2 separate regions of the Mus musculus genome follow, and region 1 is linked to region 2. The links are chromatin loops, found by intact Hi-C in ENCODE. Cell type or tissue: heart. All regions are shown on one strand. Links, peaks and the distances in the headings refer to the core of each region. The heading gives the core; the rest is flanking DNA.

The links. Peaks named below come from ENCODE experiments on the same cell type or tissue, not always from the same donor. Only the 100,000 strongest peaks of a DNase experiment are listed, where the experiment ranks them.
Region 1: a loop joins it to region 2, with 2.1 times the contacts of the local background. A loop is called at or near these places in 1 of 42 quality-filtered maps.

What each region holds. Positions count from the first base shown.
Region 1 is chr4:126,108,726-126,114,096 of GRCm38, forward strand. All of the region lies in intron 1 of Stk40 (serine/threonine kinase 40), which reads left to right. Among named protein-coding and RNA genes, the nearest start is that of Stk40, 7.5 kb to the left of the region's middle. In heart, for the core only: CTCF peaks have their summits at 2,108, 2,308, 3,043 (motif pointing left) and 3,990 (motif pointing left); DNase peaks (open chromatin) are centred at 1,236, 1,806, 2,246, 4,705 and 1 weaker place; H3K4me3 peaks cover 1,879 bases; H3K27ac peaks cover 3,586 bases.
Region 2 is chr4:126,199,057-126,204,427 of GRCm38, forward strand. It overlaps Thrap3 (thyroid hormone receptor associated protein 3), which reads right to left and starts at 3,654. Exons shown (of 12, transcript NM_001356455.1): 1 at 3,514-3,654. It overlaps Gm25323 (a small nuclear RNA gene), which reads right to left and starts at 2,221; the gene lies at 2,119-2,221. In heart, for the core only: a CTCF peak has its summit at 2,865; DNase peaks (open chromatin) are centred at 675, 2,795 and 3,795; H3K4me3 peaks cover 3,542 bases; H3K27ac peaks cover 3,216 bases.

The DNA.
Region 1 (5,371 bases), core at 119-5,118, 90 kb before region 2:
AACTGCCACTGCCTGGAGGCAAGGTCTTCTCTTCTCCCCGTGGGGAGTACATAGAAACATTTTAAACCATGTTAGCCACAGTCAGACCTGGCTTCAGAAGCCAGTTCTGTCACATGCTGGCCAGATGACCTTGAACAAAATCATTCTGACCCCAGTGTCCTCTGCTGTTAAAGGAGGATAACTGTTCCTGCACTGAGGCTGAAATAGGTTACTGTGATACCAAGTGTCGCTTAGTGCCTGTCATAGTCAGGTTCCAGTGCTGTCTCATTAGTGATCTGTGAATATCCCTAAAGTGACAGCTCATGCCTGCCTTCAGTCCAATGGATACCAGGTGGCAAACAGGAAGCTCTTTATAGACTTGTTTGCAAGCTGTCTGAGGGAGATTGTACTTCCCAGGACTATTGACCTTGACCCTTCCTTCCTTAGCTCCTGGGACCCCCTTGCCTTAGCAGACAGCGCCATAAGACTGGGGCAGTAAGCTTCCACCTGCCACCAGAGTACACCTTCTCAAGAAGCAAAATTATCATTATAATAACTATAGGGAATAACCAAAGAATGCAAAAGAATATGAATAAGAAATACAAGAGCCCTCCCTCTCTCTGGATTCTTCTCAAAACTCCCTGTGCACATTGAAGGGTGTTAATTTCTTTAACCAAAATAGGTTCATATGCACATGCAGTATTGCAGGGTGCTTGTTTTTCTCAAGATGGGATTTCTTTGTGTAGCCCTGGCTGTCCTGGAACTTTCTCTGTAGACCTGGCTAGCCTTGAACTCAGAGATCTGCCTGCCACTGCCTTCCAAGTGCTGGAACTAAAGATATGCAGGCTTGGTGGTGGTGGTGGTGTTTTTGATAGGGTCTCATCAAGTCCAAACCAGTCTGGAAATCAATGAAGTTGACCTAGAACTTGTGAATCTCCTACCTCAGCCTCTAAGTACCGGGATTACAGGAATATGCCTCGATGCCCAGTTTCTGTGGTGTTGGGAGGTAGGCAAGTGCTCTCCCAGCTGAGCTACATCTTAAGCCCAAAGTTGTGAAATTTAACTTTGTATGGCTCTGATCCAAATGGCCTTGCGTGTAGGATGACGCAGTGCTTCTTTTTAAAGCCGTTGCAGACAATGTAAGGGAAAGTTGCATGTCTGTGTGCTCAGCTTGAGCTTTCCCGTGCCACTCTGAAAACCTGGGCTAGACACTGGCCTGGTTCCTCTCATGCATGTTGGTTCTGAGGACAGTCCCTCGGGGTGCACCATACTTGGGGGCAGTGCCACCACCACCCCCATCTCCAGGTGAGGAAGCTATGAGCCCAGAAACAGGTGTCCAGGTCACAAAGTAGACAGAAAGGTGGCTCTTAGGCACAGCCAGCCCTTCTTTGATCTCTTGTTGCTTTCTCTTTGCCTGATTTCAGCTATTTTGGGTGACAGTACTTGAACTCCATATGGGACCCTGTGGCAGCCGTGTCATTGGGCTGAGTCAACCCCACAGAGCAGTAACTGATATTTTGAGCTGAAGGGCCCCTGAGTCACATGCTAGGATCTTCCTTGCTGTGAGTTTCTTTTCTAGCCAGTGAGCTAGAGCGGACTGGTATGACAAGGGAGAGCTGTCAGTAACTTGCGCCAATATCCCTTCTTCACAAGGCCCCTTGCAGATCCAAGACCCATCACAAATGTCAACCAAGCCAGTGTGCTTGGCTGCTTTTCTGGATGGGAGATACCAGGCCAGCACAGCTCGAGAAAGAGCTATTAAGATTGTCCCCTCCTCTGACACCCACACGGCCTGACAGATTATTGTTGTCACGTCAGCTGCTTCCGGAGGCAGGGAGGAGGGGGTCAGCTGGTGACAGGACTGTCGACAATACCCTAGATCCCATTCTGGTGGCTTCTAAGAGTGACTGCTGGGGAAATGCCCTCAGGAGCAGCCAGCCCACTTGAGCACTCCCAGGGACTGGTGATGCTCTGGCTTTTTTCTAAAACTGCTCCGAGCCTACCCCGACCAGCACTTCAGTCTTCTAGTGGAGCCCATGGGGGAACTCCTGAAGGCTGTAAGTGGTGATTACACAATCTCCTCATATGGGGCTAATTTGTAAAGCCTGCCTCCTGGAGGAGACAAGAGCTGGATCCCCAGGCTGCAGAGTGGGCTTTTAGGTCCCTTCTGCGTCCAGCTGCAGTGCTCAGCATGACCAAGTGCTGCTGGGGACAGGCTGCCTAATGGCAGTGGATGTACTTTGGGGGAGCTGTGTAGGCCCTTTGCCAGCACCCCTCCCACTTCCCCCTGGCTGAGTCACTTCCTTTCTGGCTGCCGCAGGTATTCTCCCACAGGCCCAGAGCAGAGCCGCCTCAGTGGGTGAGGCTCGCTCTGTGTAGCCCTCACTAGTAACCCCCAGGCAGTACAGTGCAGCCAGCGTGGGGAGAATGAGGCAGTGGTATATTTTCCTAACAAACTGGAGCTGTGTGTATCCTCTTGCATTTACAGAGTGAGCAGAAGCGGCACTGTTGGGGAATAGTGAAGATGACAGCACAGGCATGAGTCTTTGTCACCAGGGAATCCTGGCTGGAGTCAAAGGATTACTAATCCATCTCCCCAGCCCCCCAGCCTCCATCCGGAGCACAAAGCAAGGGCTTCCGGTCGGTCGGTCGTTCCTTTGAGAGCAGGGGAGGACTCACTCCCCTTTCAGCCACACCTGTCATGCCATTCAGGTTTAAAGGGATAGCCCTGATGTCTGTCTCAGTCCAGTCAGGAGAAGAGAGCTGCCAGCTCCAAGTTCTGGTTTCTCTGTCCTGAAACAGACATTGGCTCTGCAGGTATAGTTTCTTGATAGGGCGCTTGTCTCTATGCTTAAGGCCCTGGGTTCTATCGCCAGCATTCTAACAAACAAAAATAGACGAATGAGAAAGTTATTAAAAAGAGGGGGCTGGAGAGATGGCTCAGTGGTTAAGAGCCCTGACTGCTCTTCCAGAGGTCCTGAGTTCAAATACCAGCAACCACATGATAGCTCACAACCATCTGCAATGGGATCTGATGCCCTCTTCTGGTGTGTCTGAAAACAGTTACAGCGTACTCATATACATAAAATAAGTAAATAAATTAAAAAAGAAAAATTAAAAAGAACCCAGGCAGGGCATGGTATTGAATCACTGTAATCCTAGCACTTGAAAGGCAGAGGCACAGGAGACTCACACATTCAAGGTCAGCATGGTCTGCATTCTGAATAAGACCCTGCATTTAGGGGGAGGAGGAAAAAGCCCTAAAAATGGATCCTAGTAATTAGCCCTTCAGGTACAAGCTGAAAATTCACGTGTCTGGAGAGATTATCTACCAGGTCACCTATACACACAACAGGGGCATTTGTCTTTCTTCTGCTAGCCCCAGGATAACAAGCTGATCTTTTGGACATCCTATGAAGGAAATGTTACCACTCCCCTTTTCAAAATGAGGAAACTGAGGCCCACAAAGGATTGACTGGGTTAACAGAGCAAGAGAAAGATGGAAGCTAAGGCCTGAACCCTGGTTTGCACAACCCCATGTTGGTCCTGCTCTCCTGTCTGATATTTGGGTGACTGCCCGTGGTTTGAAACCCTTGTTCCTGGGCTGTGAGTTCCTCTTGCTTTCTTGAGTATAGAGAGCAGATCTGTAGGGAGGCTGGCTATCTCAGGTGTGTGGAGACAGTTACAGAAACAACAAGCTTATGCAGATTTAGCATGAGAAAACATGTATTCCTGCCTCAACGTTTGAGTTAGTGACTTTAGGAGTCTCACTAATTTTTTCTAGGAAATATGCATGCTCCTATGTGTGTCAGGGAAGATCAGTTAGAATTATGTATTTGCAGCTGTTTTGTAAACTATAAAGCTGTAAGCAGGGCTGGAGAGATGGCTCAGTGGTTAAGAGCACCGACTGCTCTTGCAAAGGTCCTGAGTTCAAATCCCAGCAATTACATGGTGGCTCACAACCAAGCAACAATAATGAGATCTGACTCCCTCTTCTGGTGCATCTGAAGACAGCTACAGTGTACTTAGATATAATAATAATAAAGAAAAATTTTTAAAAAGCTGTAAGCAAAAGTCACTTAGAGATAATGTAAGAATGTAGAGCTCGCATGTGGATTCTGAGAGGTCTTGCATCTCTTACACAGGTTAGTCTGTCCCTTCCTCATTGTGGGGTTCTATACAGAAATGGGTTTGGTTCCATGATTGGGATGTCTTTCTGCTATTTAAACAACCCAGTGTAGACCATGTCCTGCCTCATGCATTTCTGACATGGGCCTTTGTTTCTTTTAGAGTAGCCCAGCTAGCTTTGACCCACAGTGATCCTCTTGTCTCAGCCTCACTAGTACTGAGGCATTTCTTTTTGTGTCTTTTCCTTTGGTGGGGGAAGGAGTAGGGGATTGTGGGGCAGCTCTCACGATGTAACCCAGGCTGGGCTCAGACTGCCTTCCTGACTCTACTTCCTGATGCTGGGATTATAGGCATGTGCCACTGCACAGTATGCCAGGGGATTTTTTTTTTTTCTGGTTAACCTGCCCAATACCAGCAGAGTTTTTGTGTCTGTTGCCCTGAGCTAGTAGACACTTCCTAGTCTGTCTGGCTCTGTTCTCATCTCAGTCCATTTCAGTCCCAGCCTGGCAGAGGGCACGATTCACCCGTGAAGAATAACACTTGTGCCTCCATACCCAGCTGTCTATCCCCTGCCCTGACACTGGCCTCCGTGCCTCGTAGATGCATGGCCTATTTTCTCTTGGCTTTTTGGCAGGCACAGGCTAGGCTCAGCTAGCAGAGTCAGACTTGCTCTCTGGGAGCCCACAGCCTGGGCTGGGGTGATGGTAAACAAACCAATAGTCACAGCCCAGTGGGAGGGTGCAGAGGTATGCTCTGGTGTTCTGGGTGGTAGAGAAGGCCACCTAGCCCTGGTAAATGGCTGGGAGTATCTGTTTTTTAGGTTTTTTTTTTTTTCGAGACAGGGTTTCTCTGTGTATCCCTGGCTGTCCTGGAACTCACTCTGTAGACCAGGCTGGCCTCAAATTCAGAAATCCACCTGCCTCTGCCTCCCGAGTGCTGGGATTAAAGGTGTGCACCACCACTGCCCCGCTTCGAGTATCTGTTGTAAGTGACAAGACACTTCAATGAGGACGGTGAGACGACAGGGAGGCCAGAGAGAAGAAGGGTAAGGTGAGACTGTTCATGGCACATACAGCTGCCATGACTCATGGGCTACATTTAGTGTCATATAAGGGCAGTAAGGTGGAGGAGGTAGCAGGTCTGGCAGCCTTACTGGAGAGCTTGGGTTTCTTCCTGAAAACTGGGAGACTTGCAGGACCTCTGCAGTAGATAGCTGCTGCTGCCGCCGCCCAATGGACTGTGTCTGTCCAGCCTGTTACCCAGT
Region 2 (5,371 bases), core at 224-5,223:
GGAGAACATAAAACTAGTCCCTGAAGTCTATGCTACAAGTCTAACTTATACCTCTATCCATTATTCTACACCAGGCAAGTGCTATCTCCAGCCTCTTCATTACCCCCTATAGTGTTTCATTACACCAAGAGTGATCTAATATATGAATCACTTCCCACAACCTAAGTCACAAATCTTTCCTCTCTTCACCTGTACTAGTGAAAAAAACCCTTCACTAACCTACTGTACCCTCTTATACCTGTCCGCCATACTTGGCTTTCTTTAAAAAAAGAAAAAGTGAACGACCAAATCTAGCCGGGCAGTGGTGGTGCACGCCTTTAATCCCAGCACTCAGGAGGCAGAGGCAGGTGGATTTCTGGCCAGCCTGGTCTACAAAGTGAGTTCCAGGACAACCAGGGCTATACAGAGAAACCCTGTCTAGAAAAACCAAAAAAAAAAAAAAAAAGAAGGAAATCTATCCATTCCTGTCTGAACACCTACTATTCCTTCCACCTGAGTATTCTCTCTCTAATACCCCACAAAACGGGTTCCTCACTTTCCTCCAAAAGAACTCTGGCTAGGTATGGTAACACTCTCTAGCCCAAGCACTCAGGAAGAAGAGGCAGAGGGCAACGTGGTGTACATATCAGCTGCCAGGCAGTACTTCAACTGGTAATCGTACTGGCCTTGGCTTCCTGCACTGTATTCACGGGCCTCAACACATGCTGGGAATACGTAGGCTACCAGGCACTACTGAACCATTCACCCACTCACAGTCACATCAGTCAGTTCACTGACCCTGATAAGTATGAAGCAATCCACCAAAATCTAGTATTTGACCGATAGCATAATTACATTTCCTTCAATTCAGGATCTCATAATTCTCCAAAGAAGCAAGGTAGCATTTTAAAAATCTGTCCAATATAAACTATATAAAAGCATGGTGACTGATGTCTTGGAGATAGCATTAGGACAGACTAGTCTCAGAGATCCTGTCTCAAGGGGGGAGAGGGAGACGACTAAAATAAACTTAAGTTTGTGCTCCTCAGGCAGCCTAATACCTCTTCTGTGCAAATCTTGGACACACTCCAAGAGTTTTTTCCAAAAAATAACCAATACAAAGCAGGTCACTTTTCATTTTCTATAGTTTTGGATTTTTGAAGGGAGGATCTTTACACAGGCCCAGCTGCCTAGACCAGGCTGACCTTGAACTCAGAGATCCACCTGTTTCTGTCTCTCAAGTCCTGGGTAGAGCACACAGGTCTATCTGGCCCAGCTCACCATAGTTTTTCTTTCTTACTTTTGCACTAAGGAAAACCAGTATTCTAAAAAGCTCTCTATCACTGAACTACACCCCAAGAATGTGACCCATAATCTCACTAAACAATCCAAACTCCAAAGTAACCACACTTGGTAGCAAAGATACATGCTGCATACTGGAGCACTAACAATTACTAGCACCCCTTTCTAACAGGGCTGTATTTAGTCTGCAGACTAAAATACCAATCCTACTAAGTGTGACTGTTCACCTCAGCAATCACCAACACTCAAGAGACAGAGGCAGGAGAGGCCCTACCTAGAGACTAAATCAATCTCTAAAACTAGAGATCCTACATGGGTACTAAAAGAACTGAAAAACAAATGATATTTGTATTAAGTGTGTTCTGTGTGTGTCTCTCTGTCTCTGTATCTGTCTGTGCCTCTCTCTCTCCCCTCCTCCCACCACCCCACTCCTGAGACAAGTTCTCACTATGTAGTTCTAGCTGGCCTGGAACTCAGAAACCTGCCTACCATTGCCTCGGAGTGTTATGATTAAAGACAAGAACCACCACACCCAGCCATCCAGACATGTAGTAACCTTCAACCAGTTCTTTTTACAAAATGTAATCAAACCAGAGTGGTGGGCTCACCTTTGCGAGGCAGTGGGAGGCTGGAATCTTGGGTCAACCAGAGATACACAGTAAGACCCTGTCTTCAAAAAACAAAACAACACACACAAAAACAAGTTGGGTGTAGGGGCAAAAGCCGCTCTAAGGTAGAGGTAGGAGGCTCAAGAGTTCAAGGCCAGTATCAGCTACATACAGAGTTCAGAGGCCAGCCTGGACCTTGTCTTAGGCAAAACAAAAATTAAAAAAAAAAAAAAAAAAAAAAGCAATCATGCCAAAATAGCTGCATTTGCGCAGGGGCCATTGCTAATCTTCTCTGTATCGTTCCAATTTTAGTATGTGTGCTGCCAAAGCAAGCTCGCTGCATTACTTTTTGATTCACTAAGTACTAATATTAATTCAAGATACACATCTGCAAATTAACTAAAAACTACAAAGACCAACTTTTCTCCACAAGTTTCAAGGCACCAGCCGTCTTTAACATTTATACAGAATAATATATACACCTAAGCTGTCTAAATAATAGGATTGACTACACACGGACAGTATTTCCACAAACAAAACTAGGAAAGATCTGAAAAAAGACAGTTGGATACATGCCTTTCGACTTAGGACCCACAATCGAAAACTCCCATACCCGGTAACAAGGGGTTAACCGTCAGTGAATTTCGTTGAATATTTACACTAAAGGTAGCCAGGGTTGTGCACTGCCATTTTAGAAAAAGAAAAAAAAAAACAAAAAAACTTAAGTACGTTAAAGTAAAAACTGAAATTTAAACGCAAAAGCTGATAAAGCCGTCTTTCTTGGCTCTGTCCTATAACGTCCTTGCCATATTGTTTCTATCCAATTAGCAAGCTCCTCGTTAACATAGGACTCTCACCGATGGCTTCCAACTTCTGGGCCACCAATGTTGCCGCCAACTACCGCCGCCACGCTCCACCCATTAAGAATCACAAGAGCAAAGAAAATAAGAGAAAAGTTGTTTAAGTGTGGGACACAACTGCTTCTCACCAGCAGGGCACACGCCAATCACCGAAGGAACGCAAGTCGGCCTCACTTGCAACCAAAGGAAGAAAGTGGGAACTATTTTTCCGATAGGAAATAAACTTGGAATAGGCCTCTTTTGGCCAAGAGAGGAAGAAAACAAAACAAAAGAACAAACAAGTTTAAAAAAAAAACAAACACAGAAGAAGTACTAACATTTAGTGTGCTAGCAGCCACATGGGCCCTAGAAGACAGAACCAGGCCAATGGAGACTGGTGGGGGAAGGGCGTGCAAGAGTTCCCGGAAAAAAAAAATTCAAATAACGAGGTTCGTAAAACAGGATTTGGGGGGCGGGGGGGAGATGGAGTTGGTGGAAGCCGTCGTTCCCGCACAGTGCACAGAAGTGTGCAAGCTGTTTCAGAGAGAAGGCGGCCGGAGCCCGGAGAACTAGGCCGGAGCGGAGGGAAGCGGAGAAGGGCGGGGAGGGGGAGGAGCCGATGGAGCAGGGCCCGCTCGGAGCAGGCCCGGGCCGAGCGTGGAGGAAGCCGCCGCACGCTAGGCCTAACCCTCGCCGGGGCCCAGCCGGCGCCCAGAAAAGAGGAAAACCCCAACACACAGAGATTAGCTGAGCTGTCCTCACTCCCATCAACTGCGTCCACTCACCTTGACCGGCCGGAGCGACTACAGCTGCAATCTCGCAACGGCACAACCGGCCCGAAGCTCGCCCCCGCCCGCTAGCGCGCCCCGCGTCCCCGCTCTCCGACGACGGCGGCTACCGCCTCGCTCCGCTACCTCCTGGGAAATGTAGTCCTAGGTTTCTCTCTCCTGACTCACCGGACGTCCTCTCGAACTCTATTTCCCACAAGGCAGAGCGAGCGTTGGGCCCGCCGCTTTGCGTCACGCGCCCGAAGATCGGCGGTCACGTGGGCGACTGCGTTGCGCCTCCGTTCCCCCCTCCCCCCGCTCCCGCCTGGGTGGCCTGAGGAAGAGGGAGGGAGGTGGACGGAAGGGGCCCGGGCGTTGCTGACGCCACTGCCCCCACCATTTTGGAGAGGCCTCTCCGGGGGACTGAGGGAGGGCCCGAGCCCCACCCACTCGTCTTCTGCTTACGTCCCCGGAAAGTCTCTAGTTTGGTGGCCATCAGGCCTCTTGGCATTCGTTCTGTGCCTTACCCTTCCCCTGCTTTCTGACCTTGAACAGATCGTTGTATAAAGTGAGGCTCATAATTTGTACCTCACAGAGTTGTTGGGAGGTCCCCGACAAAGGAAGGCACTTGATCACCCGGAACCCAGAAAACGCAACGCAAAATGGAGAAGAGTTGTTTTGATAGTGTGATCTCAGGGGACCCAGAAGTCCGTTGGATCTCGGTCTCTCCTACAGCCACCTCCTGTCCCATTTAATGGCAATAAGAGCCCAAAGAGGTTTTTAGTTTGGGGATTTTTTTCATGGGGAGCGGGGATTCTAGACAGGGTTCTCGGTATACTGAAATACTCTAGGTAGAGCAGGCTGGCCTCAAACTTGGCCCAGAGAAGTTTTTTAAGAACATGGGCCCAGGAAGTATATTAGTACCTGTGGAACCACAAATGTCCTGGAAAGTGAAACCCTGGGATTTGTGTTTTCTCCTTGGTTTTTGTTTTTTGTTTTTTTTTGTTTTTTGTTAACTTTAATTTTTAGAACAGAATCTCCCGTTGTATGCCAAGCTGTCCTGGAAATCACCGGGTAGCACAGGCCGTCCCCTAAACTCAAGGCAGCCTTTTCGTCTCAGCCTCATTCATGACTGCTGAGCTTACAGATGTTAAGTCACTACGAGGCTGTTTCTCACATGGTCACTAAGGTTTTTTAGAGCAGTTTGGTTTTCTCTGCACTTGCTTGCCTTAGTGAATCCTGCACATGTAAGCGTTCAAACGTCACCTTTTCTGTCATGCATTTACGAGCTACTGTACTGCTGTAGCTATTGAAACTGTTCCTGTTCAGATGGAAGGAAGGGTATCCAGGGATTCGGAAGGCCCAGGAACCGCTACGCTCTGAGAGGAAGCCTCTTCAGCAGAGGCATTGCAGCTCGGGAGCCTCAGCCCTGATCTTTCTTCTCTTCTTCTCTTCATGGCTTCTTTTCTTCTTAGCTTCTTCCAATGAGAAAGCCATACCAGGCAGCAAATCTCATAAAGCAGATTTATTGGGAGGGTTTGGGGTACAGAACAAAGACTCGAAGAGTAGTGGCTGTTTCTGCTCCTGGCAAGTGAACGAAGGACAGGGGTTATATATATAGGATTTATTCGGAGGCGGGGCTTTTCAGGGCATGCAGAGATTTCCGGAGTAAGGATTGGTGGGATCTCAAGTCCTGAACTTGGGGAGCTCAGGGATTGGTGGCTTTCCCCCACCCTCTTTCCTGTATTGAGCCCATGGATTAGAACAGGAAGACCTTCCCAGCTGCAGGCGGCTTTGACCTGACGGACACTGGAGACTTGATGCCCCAGCTGTGGTGGTACTTCGTGATGGCTGAGGTGGGAAAGCAGTTGCCGCC